Regions from separate parts of the Homo sapiens genome. Here region 2 is linked to region 1. Evidence: read pairs that join two places in POLR2A ChIA-PET (ENCODE). Cell type or tissue: OCI-LY7. All regions are shown on one strand.

Evidence for each region. ChIA-PET counts read pairs that join two places held together with the same protein. Peaks named below come from ENCODE experiments on the same cell type or tissue, not always from the same donor. Only the 100,000 strongest peaks of a DNase experiment are listed, where the experiment ranks them.
Region 2: POLR2A ChIA-PET joins it to region 1 with 11 read pairs; 3 of 35 experiments call an interaction of 5 or more read pairs at or near these places.

Annotation. Positions count from the first base shown.
Region 1 is chr2:241,119,840-241,127,839 of GRCh38, forward strand. PASK (PAS domain containing serine/threonine kinase) reads right to left here. Exons shown (of 18, transcript NM_015148.4): 10 at 6,357-7,612; 11 at 4,110-4,294; 12 at 2,893-3,060. Among named protein-coding and RNA genes, the nearest start is that of MTERF4, 22 kb to the left of the region's middle. RefSeq lists enhancers at 5,837-6,006, 6,817-6,986, 7,450-7,619, 7,833-8,000. In OCI-LY7, no CTCF peak of the experiment used is centred here; no DNase peak of the experiment used is centred here.
Region 2 is chr2:241,362,283-241,370,282 of GRCh38, forward strand. All of the region lies in intron 1 of FARP2 (FERM, ARH/RhoGEF and pleckstrin domain protein 2), which reads left to right. All of the region lies in intron 2 of LOC105373973 (a long non-coding RNA gene), which reads right to left. Among named protein-coding and RNA genes, the nearest start is that of FARP2, 10 kb to the left of the region's middle. In OCI-LY7, a CTCF peak has its summit at 5,706; DNase peaks (open chromatin) are centred at 3,969 and 4,649; H3K4me3 peaks cover 1,764 bases; H3K27ac peaks cover 2,342 bases.

The DNA of each region.
Region 1 (8,000 bases):
AAGGGCCCTCTGTCTACACCCTCTCCTCCTCCTCCATCCTCTATTCAGAGTCATCTTGTCCTTCCCCACGGGTGGGGGAACATGTGTATGTTTGTGTACACATGTAAATTTTAAATATTTTAAGCAGAAAGTCCTTACCTCCTATAAACCATCCATAAAGTACAATCAATGTGAGAAAATAAATAATAAAATTAATAAAATAAAATAAAATGTGCTTCAAATGAAACATCAAGAAAGTGAAAAGACAACACATTTAATGGAGAAAATATTTGCAAATCATATATCTGATCAAGAAATTGTATCTAAAATACAGAACTCATACAATTTAATAATAAAAAGACAACCCAATTTAAAAGTAGGCAAAGGGGCAGGGCCAGGCACAGTGGCTCACACCTGTAATCCTAGCACTTTGGGAGGCTAAGGCGGGTAGATAACCTGAGGTCAGGAGTTCGAGACCAGCCTGGCCAACATGGTGCAACCCCATCTCTACTAAAAATACAAAAATCAGCTGGGCCTGGTGGTGTGCACCTGTGATCCCAGCTACTCAGGAGGCTAAGGCAGGAGAATCGCTTGAACCTGGGAGGTGGAGGTTGCAGTGAGCCAAGATTGTGCCACTGCACTCCAGCCTGGGCGACAAAGCAAGACTCTGTCTCAAAAGAAAAAAAAAATGGGCAAAGGATCAGAACAGACATTTCTCCAAAGAAGATTTACAAACAGCCAATAAGATCATGAAAAGACACTTGACATCATTAGTCATCAGGGAAATGCAAATCATAACCACAGTGAGCTACCCCTTCACACCCCCTAGAATGGCTAGAAATGAAAAGACAATAATAAGTGTTGACAAGGATATGTAGACCAGGAACCCTTGTACACTGCTGATGGGAATGTAAAAACAGTATAACCTTTTTAGAAAACTGTTCAGCAGTTCCTCAAAACATTAGACACAGAGTTACGACATGACCCATGAAGTGCACTACTAGGTATATGCCTAGAACTGAAAACATATGTTCACACAAATCTTATATACAATTGTTCATAGAAGCATTATTCCTAATGGCCAAAAAATGGAAACAACACAAATGTCCATCAGCTGATAAACGGATAAACAAAATATGGTGTCTGTTCATATAATGGAATATTACTCGGTCATAAAAAAGAATGAAGTACTTATACATGCTGCAATATGGATGAACCTTGAAAACATTATGTTAGATGAAAGAATCCAGTGACAAAAGAGCATGCTGTGCATGATTCCATTTATATGAAGTGTCCAGAATAGGCAAATCTATTGAGACAGAAAGTAGATTTGTGGTTGCCCAGGATGGGATGGAGGAAATTCGAGCAGGACGGGGGTTATGCGACTGACTACTGATGGGTATGAGGTTTCTTTCTGAGGTCATGAAATGTTCTTCGTTTGTGGTGATGGTTGCACAATTCTGTATATACTAAAATCTACTGAACTGTTCACTCTAAATGGGTGAATTATATGGTATGTGAACTATATCTCAATACCGATGCCAAAAATCATGATGAAATATTAAAAACTAACAAGAAACAAAAACATGACATAATAAAATATAGTCAACAGAAAGTAGGAAAAATAGAGGGGAAAATAACAAAGCACAGAAATATCCAGAAACAATAGAAAACATCTAGATTTAGATTATAGATTTAAATCCAGCCATATCAGTAATTTCATTAAACATCAACGGTATAAACACCTCAATTAGAGACTTTCAGACTGAATTTCAAAAGCAAGATCCAAGTGTATGCTGCCTACAGAAGACCATTTTAAATATAGACATAAATGACTAAAAGTAAAAGAATGAGAAAAGTTTACTATGTGAACACAAATCAAATGAAAGCTGGAGTAGTCATACTAATATCAAAGTAGACTTCAGAACAAGGCATATCAAATTAGGAATTAGTTCATCAAGAAGATGCTATGATACTAAATGGGTATTCCTATAACAACAGAGCTTCCAAATATATGAAGTAAAATCTGGGAGGATTACAAAGGGAAACAAGCAAATCCACAAGTATAGGTAGAGACTTCAAAACATAATACAAGCATCAACAAATTTAAAGAAACTGACATTATACAAAGTATGTTCTCTATAAAGAAATTAAAAACAAAAAGATATCTGAACAATCACCAAATAATTGGCAATTAAACAACACACTTCTAAATAACACAAAGTAACAACGTATTTGTAAATGAATGAATGTGAAAGCACAACATATGAAAATATGTGATACACAGATAAAGCTGGGGTTGGAGAAAAATTAAAACATTAAATGATTATATTAGAAAAAAGCATAGCTCAAATAAATGATCTAAGATACCACCTTAGGAAAATAGAAGAAGAAAATAAAATTAAATCCAAAGTAAGAAAAAATAATGAAAAAAATTTTTTATAATAAGAGAAAAGTCACAAGATTGAAAATAGATTATAAATAAGAAAAATTAATGAAACCCAAAGCAGGTTATTTGAAAAGATTAAGCATGTTTTCAGCATGCATGTGCAGTGCCCGTGAGATATGAGCATCTCAGTGGGGAGTAGGAGAATGGTGCAAGCCCCAGGCTCAGAAAGGAGGGAACACAGGTCCAGATGTGGGATCTCAACACAATGGCAGGAGGCGAAGCCCTGAGCCTGGCCTGTTCGAGGTCTGAATCTACAATTGGACGGGATCAGCAACCCTGGATGTCAACGTGTGTGCTGCTGGGAGAGCCTCTTTGAATCCGGAAACCGCCCACATGCCAGGTTGTGTGCTTGGTGCCATACCTAGAGGACTCCTCCAAAAACCCCAGGTTTGAGAACTGGGACCAAAAGTCGAGAGCCATGTGAAGTGGTGCCCGGCGCCACTCCCCCCCCACAGCCAGGTTACCTCCTTGTTTTTTTCCTTGTCCACAGCAGTCCACACGAAGCCGAAGGCCCCACTGCCCAGCGGGCTCATGGTACTGTACTTTTGGGAGTACTCGCCCTCACAGGCCGCCAACCCCTCCAGTTCCACAGCCTTGGGGGGCTCCTCAAACCAGGGTCTGGCTCTGAGCACCTGCAATGCAGAAGAAGGTCTGTGGGGTCACATGCAACTGCACCGGGCAGAGGTGCAGCACCCACAGTGGTCCCCCTGCGTCTTCAGCAGCCGCCCGAGGCAGGTGTGCCCTGCACTCCAGTCCCCTCTCCTCCCATGCTCTCAGACAGGTCTGAAAGCCTATCTCCACAGGGCACCCCAAGCAGCCTCAGCACACTGATCCCAACTGGCACACATGTCGAAACGTGTTTACACCCCACCATATACATGGGCCTAGGCAGATTTAAAGTGGCTTCTTTTTTTTTTTTTTTTTTTTAGACGGAGTCTGGCTCTGTCGCCCAGGCTGGAGTGCAGTGGCGCAATCTCGGCTCACTGCAAGCTCCGCCTCCCAGGTTCACGCCATTCTCCTGCCTCAGCCTCCCGAGTAGCTGGGACTACAGGCGCCCACCACTATGCCCGGCTAAATTTTTGTATTTTTTTTAGTAGAGATGGGGTTTCACTGTGTTAGCCAGGATGGTCTTGATCTCCTGACCTCGTGATCCACCCGCCTTGGCCTCCCAAAGTGCTGGGATTACAGGCTTGAGCCACCATGCCCGACCTAAAGTGGCTTCATAGTCACACTGGATATTAAAAGACAGTGTGAAAAGTTACAAAGAGGGCCAGGCGCAATGGCTCACGCCTATAATCCCAGCACTTTGGGAGGCTGAGGCAGGTGGATCGCCTGAGGTCAGGAGGTTCAATACCAGCCTTGCCAACATGGAGAAACCCAGTCTCTACTAAAAATACAAAATTAGCCAGGCGTGGTGGCGCGTGCCTGTAATCCCCACTACTCGGGAGGCTGAGGCGGGCGAATCACTTGAACCCGGGAAGCAGAGGTTGCAGTGAGCTGAGAAAGCACCATTGCACTCCAGCCTGGGGAACAAGAGCAAGACTCCGTCCCAGAAAAAAAAAAAAAAAGCTACAAACAGACTGTATTCCCGTCCCCAAGGAAACAGAGAGAGATGCCAACTAGGATATTTGCCACACAGTACAAGGCAAGTCCAGGGCAGGCATTGATTGCAAATACCCACTTCCACCAGGCTGGGTCCGGTGAGCTCAGCAGCGGTAGAGTGGGTGGAGCCGGGCAGGCTGGCAAGGAACAGGCGGGTCCTGGCGGCTGAGTCGCGTTGGCTGTGGAGGAGGTCTTTCACCAGCCAGCAGCAGAACAGAGGTGTGGGGCCCTGGAGCTCCACCCGCCTCACCTCAAACTGTATACCTGAAGGGTGAGAAGGTAAGAACGCACAGGCCTGTGCTGACCTGGCTAGACAGCAGCTTTAGGTTAGAAAAGTCCAGTCCCCAGAATGCAACAGTCCAATCCCCAGCAGCTTTAAGTTAGAAAGTTCAATCCCCAGAACACAGACCAGAGAGCAGCCCAGGCAGAGGCAGGCAGCACCAAGGCCTGGAGGAAAGCTGTCAGGGCCGGCCAGGGAAAGACCCCTGGGGCATAGCCTGCAGGCCTGCAACAACCACACCTCCTCACTCAGGGCAGCCAGAGGCCAAGGAAGCCCTCCAGAGAGGCCTGTAGCGGAGGGTGCAGACAACCCCCAACTCAGAATAGCCGGGAGAACCTGCACTCAACGTGCCCTACACACGGTGGGTCTTCGGCCTTCCAGTGACAAGAATGTGAATGGCTTACATTAAAAGCATGTACACATGTACCTACTCTACTCACTAACAGCCATATTCAATTCCATACCCACTTACATAGAGAAAGCATGTGTGCATTTTCCACAGCCTCCTAGCTATACACCAACATAAGTGTGGTTAGCTTTCTTTGGTGGTGGGGGTTTACAGCCCATTTTATTTTCTTCTTGTTTATATTTCTAATGTTTCTACAAATAACACGTATTATTTACAAAATTCTTTTAAGTGTAAGAAAAAAACCCTAGCTATCAACACTACAAAATCAGCAATATGGAAACAACTGGCTAAAATAATGTGGACCTATTAAGAAATGAGGAAAATACAGCCAGGCATGGTGGCTCATGCCTGTAATCTCAGCACTTTGGGAGGCCGAGGCGGGCGGATCACGAGGTCAGGAGATCGAGACCATCCTGGCTAACACGGTGAAACCCCATCTCTACTAAAAATACAAAAAATTAGCCTGGCTCAGTGGCTCACGCCTGTAATCCCAGCACTTTGGGAGGCCGAGGCAGGTGGATCACAAGGTCAGGAGTTCGAGACCAGCCTGGCCATCATAGTGAAACACTGTCTCTACTAAAAAAACAAAAAAATTAGCTGGGTGTGGTGGCACACGCCTGTAGTCCCAGCTACTCAGGAGGCTGGGGCAGGAGAATCATTTGAACCCAGGAGGCGGAGGTTGCAGTAAGCCGAGACCATGCCATTGCACTCCAGCTAGGGTGGACAGAGTAAGACTCTGTCTCAAAAAATAAAAAAAATAGGCCGGGCACGGTGGCTCACACCTGTAATCCCAGCATTTTGGGAAGCCGAGGCGGGCGGATCACGACGTCAGGAGAACGAGACCATCCTGGCTAACACAGTGAAATCCCGTCTCTACTAAAAATAGAAAAAATTAGCCGGGCGTGCTGGTGGGTGCCTGTAGTCCCAGCTACTAGGGAGGCTGAGGCAGGAGAATGGCATGAACCCGGGAGGCGGAGCTTGCAGTAAGCTGAGATCGCGCTACTGCACTCCAGCCTGGGCAACAGAGAGAGACTCTGTCTCAAAAAAAAAGAAAAAAAAAAAAAAAAGAAATGAAAATAAAAAAGAAAGTAAAACAGAATCAATCTCAAAGGGGCAAGCAGAGGGGCCCGATCACATGACCCTCACAGAAGGGCAGGTTTTTCAGAGATCAGGGCAGCCTAAACACCAAAAGCACGGAAGAAGAACACGTGAGCATCTCACCACGCTCACATCCCTCTCGGCCTGTCTGTGTGACCACTGAGGTGGGGGCTGGTGGGAGGTGGAGAGACAGACTCTAGCGTGACACCCCCACGCTTCTCCTGCTCCCGACGGGATCTCCCCAGGCTGCTGGGAGGAGCGGCTCTCTAAGTGTATGGCCTGAGTCAGGGGGCACAGCTGGAACTGACGGGCATGGGGCAGGTGGCCTGGGACCTTGGGCGCCACCCTCCCCAGGCACACACATTCGTAATCTTAATTTTCTAGGGGTGGATGATATGCATTCTCCTTGAAAACATGATTTCTGCTAACACTATTCCAGGGTGAAACCCCATCAGACCCCAGAACAAGGAAGGCCCTGCACCCCCACTGCACTGTGCTCTGGGAGCACCACACTTCTTCCTATGGGGCCCGGGACATACTCAGCCGTAAGCCATCTCGATGGTAGCAGCTCCCGGAGTAGGCACCCTCCTGGATCTCCCGCTGCAGGCCAGCAGCCCCGCGCATCACGATCACGGGCGTGGAGGTGACCTGGACGTTCAGCCTTGGCTCCTCTGCTGATGGGCACGTGTCCTCAGGGCCAGCATCCAACGTGGAAGGAACGTGTCCTGGGCTTTCTCTGTCGCTTGCTGCATAATGCTCAGAGGACACCAAACAAACCTCAAGCGGTTCTGTTGGATCATGTCCCACACAGCTCTCCCGGAACCGTCGGCCTTGGCCAAGGTCAACACAGGTGCCGGTCAGTAGTAACAGCTCCCTGTCATCCAGGACACACGACCCCTGTTCCTGGAGACTGCCTACATCTGGATCGGAGCCCACTGCCAAGGAAGAGGGTGTCTCTCTGAGTTCAGACGTAGCACAGGAACAATTTGATGACGTTTGGTCTGTCTGGTCACTGAAAAAGAGTTCCTTGAGGTTCCAGGAAAACGAATTCACATCAACCTCCTGGGCCTCCACTGCTTCCAGGCCCCCAGGGAGGTCCGTGGCCAAGGCATAGCAGGCTGAGGAGCTGCCCGTGCAGCCACCGCACAGGTCTCTGCCTCCCAGATCGCAGGACGACACAGGAGCGGTGACAGCCTGGCACTCTGTCGGAACGAGTTCGGCGTGGGGGACATCCAGGGCTCCTGCAAGGCTCAACTGGGACAGCTGCTCCTTAATCAAGCAGGTCTGCAGCTCTTCTCGGTCGTTTTCCACTCCCAGCCACGGCTCATCTAGAGTAGGTGTCCCAAACGAGAGGCCTGCCATCCCAGAGGGGCTGGGGGCCAAGTCCTGGCTTCGCCACCACAAGCCCCATTCACTCCCATAGCAAGGGCAGTGCATCAGGAGGCTGCCCCCCGCCAGCTGACCCTTGGCCTGGGGCTTGGCCACGGCAGCCCCAGCCCAAAGGTCTGAACCGCTGGGACCACTGACTCCCATCCGCTCTAGCTGGGCCTTCTGACACAGGCCACACATGCCAGCATCACTGCCCCCATCCTCAGCTGGGACTGGAGCTTCAGAATCTTCGCAGGAAGCAAATGGCTTCACATCCACTGGTTCAGACCTGCTTTCTCCCAGAAGATCCTGTCCGGGGCTCTCTATTGCCACAGGTTCCTCTCTCCCCAAGGCAGTGATTTGCTGGTCCTTGGGCAGCGCCTGTTCACCGTGCACTGGCAGGCTTCCTTCTGGGACATTGTCCACCCTGGGGATAATGACATGGGTGACCATCATGTAGGGCCACAGATGAGTCAAAAGGAGAGATTGCACCGATTCTCCATTAGAACTAAGTACAAAGCATTTAATGCCACCAATTTATAACAAGAAAAAGACCAAATTTTGTGACCAAGTTAAAAAATAAAGCACTTAGTCTCAAATTTCTCCAAATTAAGTCCACATTTAGAAATGATTTTGCAGAGAATGCTACCAAAAGCCCAACAGTAAAGTACAGGAGAACTTGCCAATGCTTTGGTCAGCGCTCTCGCTTCATCTCAGGGCCCCCAAACCCCCCGTCAGCCGTGCAGCCTAGCCTCGGCCCCACCTGCAAGGGGAAGTCCGTGCTGCTGCCTTGAGGAGGTGTGAGAGGAAACGAG
Region 2 (8,000 bases), 240 kb after region 1:
AGAAATGGAACCCAGAGAGTGTTTAAAAATATTAATTTTGGCCAGGCGTGGTGGCTCATGCCTGTAATCCCAGCACTCTGGGAGGCTGAGGTGGGCAGATCATGAGGTCAGGAGATCAAGGTCATCCTGGCTAACATGGTGAAACCCCATCTCACTAAAAACACAAAAAATTAGCCGGGCATGGTGGCGGGCGCCTGTGATCCCAACTACTCGGGAGGCTGAGGCAGGAGAATGGCGTGAACCCAGGAGGCGGAGCTTGCAGTGAGGCGAGATTGCGCCACTGCTCTCCAGCCTGGGTGACAGAGCAAGACTCCATCTCAAAAATATATATATATATTAATTTTTAATTGAACTATTTTTGAAAGAAGAGCAAATACAACTCTAAGGGGAAAGACAGTTATTCCAGCTTTCTCTTGGAAGGTAAGTAATGGCATACTGTAGGTAGCCCCTATCAGTTAAGACTTTTAAAGCTGGTAGTACTTCTGCAGGATTCTGCAGAGAAACCATCTGACTTCAAAGATAATGTATACTCGTCACTGTAGGTGATTTGACAAATACAGAAAATTAGGAAGAAGGAAATAAAAATCAATCCTCTTACCCCTCCCAATGATAACCACTATAAATGTATTTTAAAATGCATGGATGTGGAGCTGTGGTTCTGGGAGGTGGAGGGAGCATACTCCATCTTGCCTCTCCCACTGTCTGTGGCTGTAAGACCTGGACATGTGCATGGAGCAGCTGTTGAGGACTCCGACAAGTAAACGGTAACAGGCGGATGGGAGAGAAGGCCAGAATTTGAAGCACCACTTTGCACCAGTAGTGAGTTTCTTGTCTTCCCTTCAGCATCCCCTGCCCTGGACTCTGGCTGTCCAAAACCTGAAGGCAGGTACCCAGTATGAACAGGGAGAGCTACAGAGTAGTTTTGTAGTTGGGCCCCAAGACAGAAAGTGGGAGAAAGCCATTATTTTTTTCCCTCTTGCTTCCTCTCCTCCACTCAGCCCTGCAGTGGCAGGAGTGTGTGAACACCTAAAACTCTTAGGGAATGGGGAAAACCCCAGTTGCCTTTTTATTCTCTTCCCTCCTGCAGCTCAGTCCCAGGCAAGATGCAGGCACAAGAATAGCATGGCTAAACGGAGTAATTAAAGCCGTAGGTTTCTGGTTGGAGTCTGAAAAGGGGAGCCCAGGTCACTGGAAGGGATACTAGGGAGATTCCAGAGAGGGAATTGCTCAGGAAAGTGACCCCATGAAGTTGTTAGTTAACTTATAGGCTCAACACTGAGCTATGCACGCGTGATGTGAGCCAGAACAGGTTGCCAAAGACGGAACTCGGCTATGGGATAGACCATCGCCTGGAAGGCAGGCTGGCCACCAAGCAAGTAGGGACCGCAGGACATTGCTGAGGAGCACTGCAAAGGCTTTGAAAGTGAAAGTGACACTGATACCATGTTCTACAGAAGGCTGGTCAGGACCTGGGGACTGAATCCAGCCAGGCCAGTGCCTGCTCAACAAAATACCAGCATTCCCCATAGGATTTAAACAAGATCAAGAGTCTCTAAGAGTGTGATGTTAAAAATGTCCAGGATACAATGCAAAATTTACTCAGCATGTGAAGAACCAGGAAAATAACTCGTGAAAAAAGACACAGGCTAAAGCTGAGGTGGTGCCTATGTTGGAATTATCTGATAGACTGTGGTCTGCAGATTTGTGGCCTCCATGAGCTTGACCTCCTAGTGTTTATCCTGGGAGTATGTGACTGATTTGGCAAAAGCACATTGCAGATGTAATGAAGGGTACGAATCAACTAGCCTGGATTCGTTGTCTAGATTATCCAGGTGGGCCTTAGGTAATTATATGAGCCTTTAAAAGCAGGGATCTTCCTCCAGCTGGTAGCAGATGGGGAAGGCAGAGAGACTGGAAGTATAAGAAGTTTTCAACGTAACATTTCTGGCATGGAAGATGGAAGGGGCCATGAGCCAAGGAATGAGAATGACAAACAGCTGACAGCCAGCAAGAACTAAGGACCTCAGTCCTCTACCCACACAGACTTGAATGAGCCTGTAAGTGTATTCTCCCCCAAGGAAATCCACATAAGACCCCAGGTCAGCTGACACCTTGACTTAGACCTTTTGAGACCCTAAGCAGAGAATTCTGGTGAGTTACATTACACTCAAACTTCTAACCCGTAGACACTGTGAGATAATAAAAGGCTGTTATTTTAAGCTGCTAAGTTTGTGGAAATTTGTTAAGGCTACAGTTAAAAAATAAATAAAACTTTATAAAGCCCCTATTATTAAAATAGTCCAAGAAGTAAAGCTACTCTTGAAACAGATGGAAATATAGAAAGTCTTGGCAAGAAAACAGAAGATATAAAGAAGTGGGAATTTTAGTGAAAAATACAATAACTGAAATAAAATGGATGAAAGAGTGAATTCATAATGCATGGATTTACAGTTCTTTAAATCAGTTTTTTGTTTGTTTTTAATCTTTTTAATACTTTTCATTTTTTCTTGACAACTATTCCTTCACAGTCATTTTTAATATATCTTTTCTGCTCTACATCCTGAGAGAAACTTCTCTAGTAATGAACTGTAGAAATAATCCCTGTAAATATAGTCTTATGTTTTTTAGTCTTGAAGAATTTGCACTGTAATCTGTTGGACTGGGAGCCATGCCGGATATTAGTCTCACCCCTGCACAAATCAGGTCTGTGGCCTTGAGCAAGCAGCTTCGTTTTCAAGGCTGTAGTTTCTTATGGAAAGTAGAGACTGGGCCAGGATTTCATAAAGTAGGAGCTTCTCTCTCCCTCTCTCTCAGCTTGAACTCTTGCATGGGTTCCTTGAATCCTTATGTACATCAAAAATTATTGCTAGATTTGTTTTTTGTTTTGACTTGTGGAAAATTCCAAACATTCACAAAAGTAGAGAAAATAATAAATCAAAGCCCATGTATACAGCATCAATAATCAACACATGGACAATCTTTTTTTCCTGTACCCACTTCCACTGATCCCCAACTCGTTGGATTATTTTTAAGTAAATGCTAGATATTATTTCATTTTATCCATAAATGCTTTAGTATCCATCTCTAAGAGAGGGACTTTTTTCCCCTTCATGTACCCACAATACCACTAAAACACTAGAAAATAATATTAACCTCTTAATATCATCTGATGCTTAGTTAGCATTCGTATTTCTCTGATCTGTAAATATTTGATTCAGGATTCAAATGAGGTCCTATATATAGCATTTGATAACATCATACCTTATAGATAACATGTCTTAGTAGTTTTTATTTACACACATACACACACCGTTTCCTTTTTTTGTTGCCATTTACCAAAGAGACAAGGTCATTTCTCCTGTAGGATTTCTTTGTGGTTCTTTTATTCCTTAGGATATATTTTCCTGGTGACGTAGAATGAAGTTACTGGGCTTTGAAGTCACTTGAAGTAATTTTCTTTAGTTTAGCTGATGTCTTGATTTACAGTTAAGACCATTTGTTTCATTTCGTTTGGGTTTTTAGGACTTGCTTTTCTAAAATATTGATTTAATTTTGCTTTCTAATTATGTGAAACCATTTATGAGGTTCCCGTATCAAAACTACTAAACACCGTGTACAGTTTCCAACATTGTTTACCCCTTTCACTTCCTCCCTCATAGGTAACCATTTTCATTAGTTTTTGGTTTATGCTCTTTTTTTTTTTTTAATATAAACAAATACATACCACTTTGGGAGGTTAAAGCAGTGGCATCACTTGAGCCTGAGAGTTCGAGACCAGCCTGGGTAACCTAGTGAGACCTCATCACTACTAAAAAAAAAAAAATATATATATATATATACGTATATATATATATATACACACACACATATATATTTTCTTCCTCTTTTAACAGAGGTTAGCATGCCATGCACCTGGTTTTGCACCTTTTATTCACTTTCACACCAAAGCAGCATATACAGATCTTGCTTTTTTCTGTAAAGATTTTGATGTTAAATTGGATGGCTTCATACCATCCCCCACAGAAGTGTTGAGAATCAGTTATCCAGATTCACTTCAGCTCCTAAAACTTCTGCTTTTCAGTTTGTAGAATTTTGTTTAACATAAAATCAGGATACCAGGTTGTAGAGGATCTAAAATACACTCTAAAGGAAATAATACATCCGTTTAGTGTTCAGGCAATTAAAAAAAATAACCTGGGGAGTAAAAGTAAGATTTTCAAATATTAGTTATGTAGAAAGAAATCTCTTTGGAACAATTAGTCTGTGTACTATGTTGCTGAATTTGTCTGAAAGTGATCTTCCTTTTCTTGCACACATTTAGCCACTGTTGCATTATGCTAAGGTAGGAAGATTGTGATAACATGATTTTATGGGGTATATTTAATTTTTGGCTACCAAACACTATAAATTAGTAGAAATCAAGAACACATTTTCTTTCCATTTGTTCTCACATTGAGCTGCCTTATCACAGAATCATGGATTCTTAGACCTGAAAAATATCTGATTAACCCTTCCCTTCCTCTGTCATTTTCCAGTTGAAAAAGCTGGGGCTGGGAGTGGTGCCGTGACTCAGTTTGTTAATGGCAGAGTTGAAATTGAAACCTGAGTGTGCTGGCCCTGAATTTCCACCATCCCCAGCTGCTGCTGCCTCCTTCCTTGTTCCCCATTAGCACCTGCCTTTTTATTTGGTCTTTTTTAAATCACAGCTTGGTAGATACCTTTCTGTGTCAGTAAGCGCTCTTCCATCAGCAGAGTTCTTGAGTTGTTGACTGCCCTTCCTGGTGTTTGAGGGACAGGGTTGCCCACATATGGATCCTCCTCAGTGGTCAGCTCTGTGCAAGTGACACAGCCATCCTGAAGCGCCTGCTGGAGAAGTGTGTGCAGATGAGTTCTGCAGCACCCTTCTCCCCAAGCTTCTGGGGCCAAGCGTGGTTTCTGTGATGCTGGGGCCACACTGCCTTCAGACAACACTGTAGCAGTGTTGGTGTGTTTTTATGCAGCAGTGTTCTGGGGAGGGTGTGCAAGCCCACCTGCCCAGCCAGCCATTTCTCATTAGCAGTTTGAAGGCCTTACTTTACAGTACAGGTCTTGACATTTTTCTCTGCTTCCTCACATTGACTATTTAGTTCCTTATTCTAAAAGTTACTAATGCTTAGAAAGAGAATAAAGAAGGATCCGTCTCTTGCTGTGCTGCAGTAAAGAGGTAATGCGCCCCAGGGCCGAGGGATTGAGGAGGAATTCCATTTGAACATCATCAGCAGTGAAGTTTCTTCCCAATGCTGCAGTGGACTTTCATATTAGATGAGTGTAGTGAAATATTAAGTTCATATTCTGGTTTCTTGGGTTGGTCGTAGAGGAGTTTAGTTTTTTATTTTCCCAAAGCAGACAGTGAAAAATATTTTAGGAAAGGTGATTTTTTTTAAATTGCAAAATAGAAATGTTAGCCTCTACCCGTTACTGTGGATGGTGGACTATGCTTTTGTCTAAAAAGCCATGTGCTGATTTTCCAGCAGAAGGGGAAGAGTTTTGGTAGCCAAGTCTGGGCCCAAGTCCTAGCTCTGTCACTTCTGAGTTATTTGTTCCTTGGCAGGCCTTTTTTTTTTTAATAGATTTTATTTTTTAGAGCAGTTTTAGGTTAATAGCAAAATTAAGCAGGAGATAAAGAGATTTTCCATATACCCTCCACCCCCACATACACACAGCATCCCCTACTGTCAACATTTGTCACTAGAGTGGTCCATTTGTTACAAACCTACTCAGTACATCATTATCACCCAAAGCTTTGGCAGACTTTTGAGCTGAATTTTCCAACTTTAAAATGGAAATGACATGTCACGGGGTTTTCTTTTATTATTAAATGAGACTATACCCACAAGAGCCGAGTTTGTAGTAGGCAGGACCAAATGTCAGTAGTGCAAATTGTATCGGCCACCAGAAATGTTTTTAGGAATGAAGACTGCAAAGCATTTCATTCACGTTGAAAGAAGATGGCACAATAAGCTGAGTCCCCCACAGATTCTTGGTTGTTTACTTTGCCACTTTCCTCTGGGTATCTGGGAGGTTTCGCTGGCAGGAGCAGGGATGGGCAGAGGTTGGCACCAGGTTCCTGGGACCACAGAACATGGTGCGCCAAGGACTGTTCATGGCCTTGCCGTGTTCCTAGTCTAGCCTGTGTGTTCTTGCCTCTTTAATACTTGTTTATAAGCGCACAAAGCAAAACAAATGTAATTTTCATTAGTCAAAATTTATGTGAAACAGCCTCAGCCTCCCGAGTAGCTGGGATTGACAGGCTTTGACACCGAGGTTAACCGACAGTCACAACAATGGGGTTACCTGCCGGTATTCTATTAATGTATTTTTTTACATTTCTTTAGAGATAGAGTCTCACTATGTTGCCCAGGCTGGTTTCAAACTGCTATTCTCAAGTGATCCTCCCACCTCAGTCTCCTGAGTAGCTGAGATTATAGGTGTGCGCCACTATTCCTGGCTTTATTAAGGTCTTTTTAAGTTTTCATAAGCTTAGTAATAAACTTAAAGTCTTAAACTTAAGTCTTAGTCTTAAATTTAGTGTTAAAGTCTTAAATATAAGTCTTAGTCTTAATCTTAAAGCTGAGTAATTATTAAACGGATAGTTTATGCCACGTTACTATTATGTGACAACAAACAGATTTTTCTTTGGGATATCAGCAACAGAGTACCACAGGGTCATCTCCTCTCAAGTGAATCTGTCTTCTTAAGATCAGTCTCATGAACAAGGGTATCTTGTTGTGGCCCTGCATCTCAGCTGCAGCCATGTTGACGTCTGTCTGGGCTAAATGAAAATGAGGATGTAAGTCGCTGCTTGGAAAGTGTGCAAACGTGTAAAGATTTCCTCTGTGAGCCACATATTTGAGAAGAGAGTTTGATATTCCTTAAGCTAGGAAAAGTGTTTTTTATTTGTCTAGTGTGTCATGTTCTCGTGGAAGAGGAAGCAATGTTAAAAAACTTGTTTTAAACATTTTTGTTATAAAATAAACACACATAAAAACATGAATCAGATATATGGCTTAATGAATTATAAAATGAACACTGTCCAGATCAAGAAATAAAACTGTGCCCTGCCCACCTAAGAACTCCTTCTCTGTGTTCCATCCCAGTGACAGTCCCTCTCTCCCATCAAGAAGGGACCACTTTAGTAATAACTTCCTGGTGTTTTCTCTTTATGGTTTTATCAGTGGAATGTGCACCTCTAGGGAGTACAGGTTAGTCTTGTCTATTTTTTTTTTTTAGCAGTAGATGTTTAGACATGACTTTCTTATAATGAGTAGAAGAGAAAGAACCTGAAGAAATTTTTAAAGCTATACTTAAGAAAACATAAATGAGAATTATACAGTAGAATAAATAAGAGAAATGACTTCTAAAAATGTATTTCAGTTGTATAAATGTTTACAGATTTGTAGCATTACTTAAGGGAAAGAATGCCTTTGGTGACCAAAGTAAAACATCCTATCCTTTGTTTCAGAAGAACCCACTGTTGGTGGTTCTATATTTAATAAATGTTGTGAGCTGACCAAGAACATATAGATCACTTATTTTTATTTTCATGTTTTCACGTTGGAGGAACCTTCAAAGTGGAAGTCTTCTTCATTTGCATTCTCTTACTTTTGCATTAACTACTCAATAAATAAAAGTTTGTGAAAAAGACAAATATCATATATTCTCACTCATATGTGGGAACTGAAAAAAAGTGATGGTTACCAGAGGTTGGGAAGGGTAGTAGGGGGTGGGAAATTAAGAAGGATTAATTAATGGGTACAAAAATGCAGTAAGAAGAAATAAGATCTATTGTTTGGTAGCACAATAGGGCAACTATAGTTAATACCTTATTGTATATTTCAAAATAACTGGAGGAGTGGATTTGGAATGTTCCCAACAGAAAGAATTTGTAAATGTTTGAGGTCGAGGATATCCCAAATACCCTAATTTGACCATTACACATTGTTTGCTTGTATAAGGATACA